Regions from separate parts of the Mus musculus genome. Here region 2 is linked to region 1. Evidence: chromatin loops called from intact Hi-C (ENCODE). Cell type or tissue: gastrocnemius. All regions are shown on one strand. Links, peaks and the distances in the headings refer to the core of each region. The heading gives the core; the rest is flanking DNA. Region 1 overlaps Kat6b (K(lysine) acetyltransferase 6B). Region 2 overlaps Adk (adenosine kinase).

Evidence for each region. Peaks named below come from ENCODE experiments on the same cell type or tissue, not always from the same donor. Only the 100,000 strongest peaks of a DNase experiment are listed, where the experiment ranks them.
Region 2: it touches region 1 in a loop (5-fold over the local background); 14 of 42 quality-filtered maps call a loop at or near these places.

Annotation. Positions count from the first base shown.
Region 1 is chr14:21,608,646-21,613,038 of GRCm38, forward strand. Kat6b (K(lysine) acetyltransferase 6B) reads left to right here. Exons shown (of 17, transcript NM_017479.3): 3 at 1,109-1,217. Among named protein-coding and RNA genes, the nearest start is that of Dupd1, 100 kb to the right of the region's middle. In gastrocnemius, for the core only: a CTCF peak has its summit at 1,807 (motif pointing left); a DNase peak (open chromatin) is centred at 1,730.
Region 2 is chr14:21,141,790-21,146,182 of GRCm38, forward strand. All of the region lies in intron 3 of Adk (adenosine kinase), which reads left to right. Among named protein-coding and RNA genes, the nearest start is that of Adk, 91 kb to the left of the region's middle. In gastrocnemius, for the core only: a CTCF peak has its summit at 1,867; a DNase peak (open chromatin) is centred at 1,864; H3K4me3 peaks cover 285 bases; H3K27ac peaks cover 447 bases.

The DNA.
Region 1 (4,393 bases), core at 118-4,117:
CAGTAAACATATTTTGAGAGCCTACTGTGAACCAGGCTACGTATTAGGCATTTGGGATTGAATGGTTGCCCAAACGAGGTTTATTCTGTGCTGCTGTCGACTTAGAGAATTAGATCTAACACAATCTTGTTTGTGATTTACATATAAAAACATTTGTGATTATGTTGAGTTTTCTTGCCCTGAATTTTTGATTCATGACATTCCATATAAAGGCTTCAGAGAAGAACTAGCAGACAACATGTGAGAAGGCTTGGAATGTGCAATAAAATTTTAGTTTTTATACAGTTTTGGCTGTTCAAGATAATGTAGCTCTGTAGGCACAGTGAACTGCATTCATATGGTTGGAAATGTCTGCCCTGCTGGCAGTAATAATCAACCGAGGAGACGCAGAATGTATGTAGATTTACACATTGTTAAAAGCAATTGCCATAGAGAGTTAAAGGGTGCCAGGGGGTAGACAAATGTTTTGTTGTTTCTTTTATAAAGTGTGAATGTCAGAGATGGAGGGTTTATCTCTTCTGTGTGCCCTGGTTTCCCTTTGAAGCCCTTGGTGCCAGAGAGGTCTTGTTAATAGTCTTTTGATCTTCTCAAGTCCGACAGAATTTTAGCTCCTGCTCGTTCTCTGTTCATGGGCTCTCTGAAGCACGCATTTCATGTCCGGTATTTAATAGGTGAATAATCACAACACTTGATAAAGCTGAGTTAAATAATCTCACTAATTAACTAGATGAGGTCCATAGTCTTTGTTGCTGAGTAGATGAACAGTTTATTGTACATACAGATTATGGGAACACTTGGGAACACAGATGAATCCTTAATGTTCCTGCTGAAGGCTCTGTGATAGTTGAAGGTCTTAGGATTCACTGAATTCATAAAAGTTACTTCTGGATCTAATGACTACATTTAAATGTATTCAGATACGGCTTTGCTACCACATAACTTATGATGATTTTTATTAGAAAATGTTGATTTTCTTTTTGATTGTTTAATTTATCAGGGTTTCCTTAAGAAATATGTAAGACGCTTTGAATTTAATAATTTGTTTTAAATTTTGAAAGGAAGGCTAACACTATGTTTTGGTTTTTGTTTTTGTTTCTCTTTCTCATAGCCCCGTGCCGATCCCATTCCAATATGTAGCTTCTGTTTGGGGACTAAAGAGTCAAATCGTGAAAAGAAACCAGAAGAACTCCTGTCTTGTGCAGATTGTGGCAGTAGTGGTGAGTTTGGTTTGTGTGCGTTCTACATGGTGTCCACTGTCAGAGCTTCATGCTCTCGATCTGTAGCGAAACCTCCCAGAACATGTTCAAAGACATCGTTTGGTGATAGAATAGGTTTGAAATATAAGAACATTATACAGGTCAAGGGTGAAATATGAATGTACCAATACCAGCCTATGTTACATGTTTATATGATTCTGTTCAGTAGTATTTGTAACCAAGCTCCAGTTTCAGATCTATGTGGCTAATTCAGTGTTAGACTGCAGTGCATGCAGTAAGTAAAGTCACAGTAGAGATTTTGTTTGTTTGACTGTTTCTTGAACTGTCTCTCCATGTAGCCCAGGCTGGCATCAAACTCCTTTTACTTGTCCCTGAGCCTTTTGAGATGCTCAGTATATTGCCTGGACCAAACTCTTAAATCCTGACCTCAGTCAGTCAGTCTCCTGCCTCACCTTCCCAAATCCAATCATTGCCACGCCTAGCTCATAGCAAAGGATTTAAGCTAAACACAGTATACCCCTTCTGTTCTCCCCAGTCTCAGAGAGACTCCAGTGAAGTCTGTATTGTTTCAGGTTACGACACCTACTGGTGAAATGTAGTAATTCAATCCAGCTCCATGTTAACTGAAGAAAAGGGACAGACCATGAGATTCGAGGAGTGTGTCTTCTCTGCTCTTACCATTTGATTTTAAGATTATGCCTCCAATTTTATTCAGAGATATAAATGCAAATTGTGTTTATGTTTTTAAAGGTTTTCTTTTACTGGCTGTTCTTTTTGATTCGGCACATAAAAGCCACTCAGGTTACATGCACATACACATAGTTTCCTGCATATGAAATGGTAATACTGGGCCCCCCTATGAGTACTTCTGTTGTTGTTGTTGTTTTGTTATTTTCCCATTGAGTACCAACCTGAAGGCCTTACCCATGCTAAGCAAACCCTGCTGCTGAGTTGCAGCCCCAGCTGTAAGGCTTTTAAATGTTAATCTTTCTGTGTTGGTCTTCTCTTTTTCTCTCAGATACTGAGATATTTTTTCCCTCAATGTTAGTTTAAAACTCCTGGCTAACAGCTGGAGTTTTATTTCTGTGGTAAAGCACTTGTCTAAGACCCTAGGTTCAATCCCAGCAAGCAGAAGGAAGGAAGCAAAACAGCTCTGCAGAACCTATAGCATGCTCTCATACACCACTGCCTTTCCTTCCAGCCAGACACCTAATCATTCCACAAGGTGCTGTCCTCATTAGTAATGCTGGTGCTTACCTCTACACTTAGAGGGACTAAACAGCCCAGTCCAGAGTCTGCGTGGGCTCTCCTGAGAACTGGAAGTGGCACCCATTCTTATGGTTTTCCACACTCTCGTGCTGTCCCACTTGATTGCTGTGAGTAACTTAAAATTTGTCACCACGTAGGACAGCTGCTTAATGGTTGGATAGAGGAAATATGTCATACTGAGGAATGATTATGTTGTGGAATGGTTCTTAGTTGGTTATTCAGAAGTTCAACTTGATAGGCCATTTGTGGTCAGCAGCCTCCAGGACCTGACTAGCTGGAAAGAGCCTTCACGATATGACATGTCAAGCACTGCCTAAAAGATGTCTTCTGCTGTCTCGGTGATGGGCTTTATGGATGCATTAGCATTCTCTCACTTGGCCATGGTATCCTGGGTTAGTGACAGAAGAGCACAGAAACATTGTCTGTGTGTTCAGGTTAATTTATTTCAACCTATGAGTCCCCTGCTCCCCTGGGCAGGCAGTGCCTCACTCATCAGTCTGCCTCTACTTACCTTGTAGGTCTTTTCACAAGGCTCATTTCAAATGAATTATTTTTTTGTGTCACTGCCTGATGAGTTCTGTGGTGTCCAGACATCTGGTGTTTATCTGTGAATTTTAAGCTGTATGTTAAAATGCCCTCTATCATCTTGTTTTAATATCTATTCATGGGGCACGCAGACAGATTTCGCAAGTGGGAAGAAAGATTCTCTTCATATATTCCTCATTGCTGATGACACACCCGGCCCTGCTGAGTTGTTGCGAATCTGGGATTTTATCATAACTTCAAGGCCTTCCTTATAGGGTATCAAGGTGTAATTCTACCCAGGTTGATCTTAGACTTTATAATACCATCAAGCTCCCCTAGTCTTCCCAGATTGAAGACCCAGCAGAGGGAGGTCTGGCCCCCTCTGCACAAAAGTGGCTGAAATGTCTTTTCTCTGAAGCTTCCCACTTCTCCATCCTTGCTTCCCAGGCTTGTCCTTTCTGCCCTCAAAAGTACCCTTCTTTTCTAGCAAGTAGAGAAGGGTCAGGTTCTCTGTCCCTGGATCACATACATCTACCTGTTACTGGCAGAAATGCAAACCTTGGGGCATAGTGTATTCTGTAGAGCACAGAGGATGCCTGAAGGTGCCTCTCTGGGCTCTAAAGTAGAGCAGTGCTCTGGCAGTTCCTTAACCATCTGTGAGTGTATCAGCTTGGATTTGACTACTTCAGGGGCTGGGAGAAGATCCCAATTATGGAATACTGTGTAGACATGTACGCCCTCTGGTCAATTAGGAAAAAAACTATATTCCTTTTTCCTCCTAAAATTAAGCATCGCTGGGCGTGGTGGCGCACACCTTTAATCCCAGCACTCCGGAGGCAGAGGCAGGCGGATTTCTGAGTTCGAGGCCAGCCTGGTCTACAGAGTGAGTTCCAGGACAGCCAAGACTACACAGAGAAACCCTGTCTCGAAAAACTTAAGAAAAAAGAAGCATCAGGGGCTGAAGAGATGGCTCAGGGGTTAAGGGCATTGGCTACTCTTCCAGAGGACCTGGGTTCAATTCCTAGGACCCACATGGCAGTTTGTAAGTGTCTGTAACTCCAGTTTCAGGATATCTGATACAGTCACTTCAGGCAAAACACCAATGCACACAAAATAAAAATAAATCTTTTTTTTTTTTTTTTTTTTTTAATGAAGCATCAAAGTAAAATGTGGTTAATCTTAGGAGGCGTTGGAGTACATGTGGTTTCTAACACCATGGTTTTCATGAGGAAGACCATGATGGGCCACATGCTTCTGCAGTGCCTTGTCAGGATGGGAGCCATGCTGGCACAGTCCAGTCCTGCAGCTCCAGGGGAACTAAAGGTTGGTCCTCCAGGTGGCCTTGTAGAGCCTGCTGCCTTCCCATCCACAGAAGGACCCAC
Region 2 (4,393 bases), core at 186-4,185, 470 kb before region 1:
GAATGAAAACCGACTGCATCCTAAACTCTGATAGGAAACCGTTTGCAGGGGTTTAACATGCTGAGAAACCTTAATTATTCTGAATGTACTTATGTTATGATGTGCAGATGATTTGTTTACTGTCTTTAATGTGACTAAGTCAAAATATAAGTAGTTATTTGCATAAAGGGGAGATGTTGCTAATAATTTTTGCTTTGCTGAATGTTACATATAAAGTTAATTTTCCTCGTAGGAGATACGAGGCTGTTTCCACTCATTTCTGTTGCATTATAAATGTCTCATTTTATGGTCTCTCTAGTGCTGACATTTTACTGCTCCTTTTGAAATAGTTAAAAGTCGTATGTATTTCGTTTCTGTTGGTTTGATGTAAGTCTCCTTACGTCACTTTGCTGTTTGATTATCTTGCCAGTTGTCACGCAAGCACTTGCTTATTCACATACAGTGCGGTTCTCAGTTTACAAAAAAACCTTTGGTCAGTTGGCTTGGTGTTTGGAGTATGTGTGCTTCAGCCCAGTAGTTGTCTACAGTAGTAGTGGGCTACAGTAGTAGTGGGCTACAGTGAACCTCTTGCAGGGTTTTTACCATGCTTACTCCCTCTGCAGAGAGTGCTGGGGTGTCTCCTCTAAACAAGCACTTGGTACACTGGGAAAAAAAAAATAGAAGAAAAGGTAGCTGTGGATGTGGCTCTGCTGCAGAAGGCTCCCCTCGTATGTGTGAGATACTGCAAAAGACTATTCCCCCCCATCTCACAAGAAATTCAAAGTAGGAAAATGCTCATGAAATAAGGTCAGAAGGAAATTAAACATTTTGTATACAGCAGTACAATATATTTTGTGTCTTAAGTTAGTACAAAGAAGAAAATTAAATATAAAAGTTGATAGTAATCTGAATGTTATTAAAAGAATAAATTGGGCTGGAAAGGTGGCTCATCAGGTGGTAAGGCCCTTGCCACAAAGCCTCGTGACCTGTTCAGTTACAGGGACTCACATGACAGAAGCAGAGAACCATATTCCACAAGCTGACTTCTGATCTCCATCCTTATGTTGCAATATCTGCATGCCCACACATGAGCAAACACACACACACACACACACACACACACACACACACACACCTAAAGATGAAAATAAAGGCTTTTGTAACATAGTGGGCTGTGTTAAGCAGTTCTAAAACACAGTGTGTCTGACTCAGCACTCAAAACTCACCCACTGTCTCTCTCACAGTAACTTCCAATGTTGCATGCTCCATTGGTGAGGACAGCACCATATTTTGTCTTTCGTATTGTATTTTTATGGTATCTTTTCTATAAATACCTCCAGTTGCATTGTAGCTGCCTGCAGTATTCAATAGTATAATATGTTACGCATGATTATAGTCTGGGAGCAGATAGCCAATTCATGCACCTAGATTTGTAGCAGGCTGTTCCTTCTGATTAGATAACTCTAGTGTTGCACAGTGACAAAAATCTCCTTATATGTTTTTCTGAATACATCCCATCATTAAGCCGCACATGAGTCCTCTGAACCTCTAATTTTTGGTCAACATCAAAGCCAAAGCGTCGTTAACAGGGGAACAATCTTCAGTACCACAGCAATTAACACCCTGGCAAAGGCTCTCAAACGAGTTCAGATACATCACTGCATTGGCTCTTGGAGACTTGAGCAAAACTGTTGCCCATTTTAACTGTAGAGATGGCAGCTGCATGGCATTCAATGGAGCAAGCCATCAAAGGGTTAGAAATGAGGACCCTGCATCACAGAGAAGTTGTGTGAAGGCTTTCTTGTTCTGCAGGTTGGATTTGATGACATAGGATCTGTATCAATCTGGTCTCCATAGTGTAGCTCGAAGTGTAAATGCTAGGGGGCAGCACTTGACTACTCTGGCAAGGGAGAGTATGTTAGTTTCCTGTTGCAGCTGTAACAAACCCCCAGGACTTAACGCTCTATCTTATGAACCCTTTATAAAAAGCTCTGTCTTCTCATGAACCCACAGTTCCTTAGTTCAGAAGTGTAATACAGTCCCTCACTGAGCCGGTTTCTGCTCTAGGTTGTTTTTTTCCCTCCCAACCCCACACCTTGGCAAAGGAAACTCAGTTGCCCAAGCTTGCCCCAAACTTCCCATCCTCCCAGCTGTGCTCCACGGTTCATTGGCTGCAGTAGTGATGTTAGAACTGTGGTCCTCTCTTGGCACTCCAGGGACGGCTGCTTCGAGGCTTGTTCACGATGATGGCTGAATTTGTTTACTTTGAATTAATCTTCTCTTTCTTATTTTTGTTTTAACATTCTCTTTTTAGATAACTTAATCTGACCTTCAGCCCACTCTATTACATATATGCTTTTCCTTCTCTCAGACTCTCTCTTAAGGCATCAGCTTCCTCCTCCTTGTCTTCTTTGTGTGTGTGTATGTGTGTGTGTGTGTGTGAGAGAGAGAGAGAGAGAGTCTGTGTGTGTGTGTGTGTGTGAGAGAGAGAGAGAGAGAGAGAGAGAGAGAGTCTGTGTGTGTGTCTGTTTGTCTGTCTGCCTGTCTGTCTGCCTGTCTGTCTGTCTGTGTCTATGTGTTGGTTTGGAGATAGGATACCTGCTATGTAACCCTGGCTGACTTAAACTTGATCTCAAACTGGCAATCCTCCCACCTTGGCCTTTTGAGCAGTGGGAGTACAGCAAGAATATTCCCACATGCCTGACTTGTTTTCTTTGTATCTTTTTTCAGCAACTCAACAATATGAAGTGTAAGTACTAATTAATCTCTCTTAGATTTCCAGTACTTACAGTTGTCATTCTCCTCCTTTCGTTTAATGGTGCTGCTAATATTCTAGTGTGATATTAAGTAGTAGCATGCACCTCTGTTGGCTCCCATAGAGTGGGAGTTGTGGGTGGTGGGAACTGTACTCTGGCCCTCTGGAAGAGCAGCAAGCACTCCTAGCCCGGAGCCATCTCCCTACTCTTAACTCTTGGTGCTTTAGAAACATATTTTCAAAATTTGGGCATCTTGGATTATTTTTTATAAATGTAATCCCAAAGTAATCTATGTTATATTTTTTTAACTTTTGAGAATTTTTTAAATACTTCTTTGTATTATTAATATTCAAAGTATGTAGCCTGGTAAAATGTCTCAGCAAGTAAAGTTTCATGCTTGCAAGCCTGAGACCTGAGTTGATTCTTCAGGTCTCACACAGTGGAAGGAGAGAATTCAACCTTTACATGTAAGCCATGGTACATTCGTGCATACAAGCATGCATGCATGCAGTAATTGAATAGTAGTATTTTAAAAGATTCAGAGAGTGAGAAAGACTTAACATTTAAAAAACAAATACTTTATTTTCTCCCTTAAATTTAAAATAGACTTGGTTCTTGTTTCATGGGTGCAGTACTTACCTGCATTTCTCTGAGAATGCTAAGTGGTTTTTTTTTTTCTTTCTCTTTTGTTCCATGGTGTCTTATTTTTCTCCAATTTTCCATTACTTTTTAGATTTGATTTTCTCTTTCTCAGCAGTTGCATTCAAATGTATGGTGATCTTAGCCTTTTTGTTTAATAGAGGGACATTAAATGACATTAATTGCATGGGGTAGGCCTTGTCAACTCAGTCACTGTTAAAAAGTTTTGTAGTGATGTTTCTTTATGTTGATGTTTGGTTGTTTCTTTGATCACCTTGGATCTAGGATGGTATTGTTCCTTGCCGTCTAAGATCCAAGAAGGAGAATAAAATGGAAAGTTCTAGTTTAGCTTGCCAAGTCTGTGTTAGCCTTTCTGCTACTGAAACATTTTTCTGTTGTCAGTTTATCTTTTGTAGATAGAGGCACTGTAGTCTGTACTGTAGGATGGACAGCCACCGTATTGCATACAAATGTTAGAAGGGAGCCTCAGAGTTTAGCTGCTTTTTAAACGTTGATGGTCTGCTTTCACTCTCTTTGTTTGGTTTGGTTTTGGCTCGGTCTTTCTATGCAGCCTTGGTCGTTCTGGACCTCATCCATACTGTACCTGGCTTTGCCTCCTGAGTGCTGGGACTCAAGGCGTGCTCCACCATGTCTGGCATTTAACCACTCTGTTGTTAAAGATCCCAGTGCCACCCACCTATGTGCCTCCTTTGGGTGGGATAACAATGTAAGTTTGTTTGCATTCTGGATTTCTTCTGGGCTTCTCTCGTCAGACTTAGAGCTCAGGATTCTTGATTCTCATGAATTAATCACTGCTGTTCTGTTTTCCCCTGTCCGGTGTCGCTATTACTTTCTTTGCTGTTAAGTTTAACCTTGAGAGTAGTTCTACTGATGATTTAGGCGCAATCAAAAACTATACGAGTCGAATTCTTTGGTATAACTGCCCATATCCAAACAGTTTTAATTTTTTCCTTGAACATTTGCAAATTGGGCTTTTATAGAGTCAGGTAATCTAATTG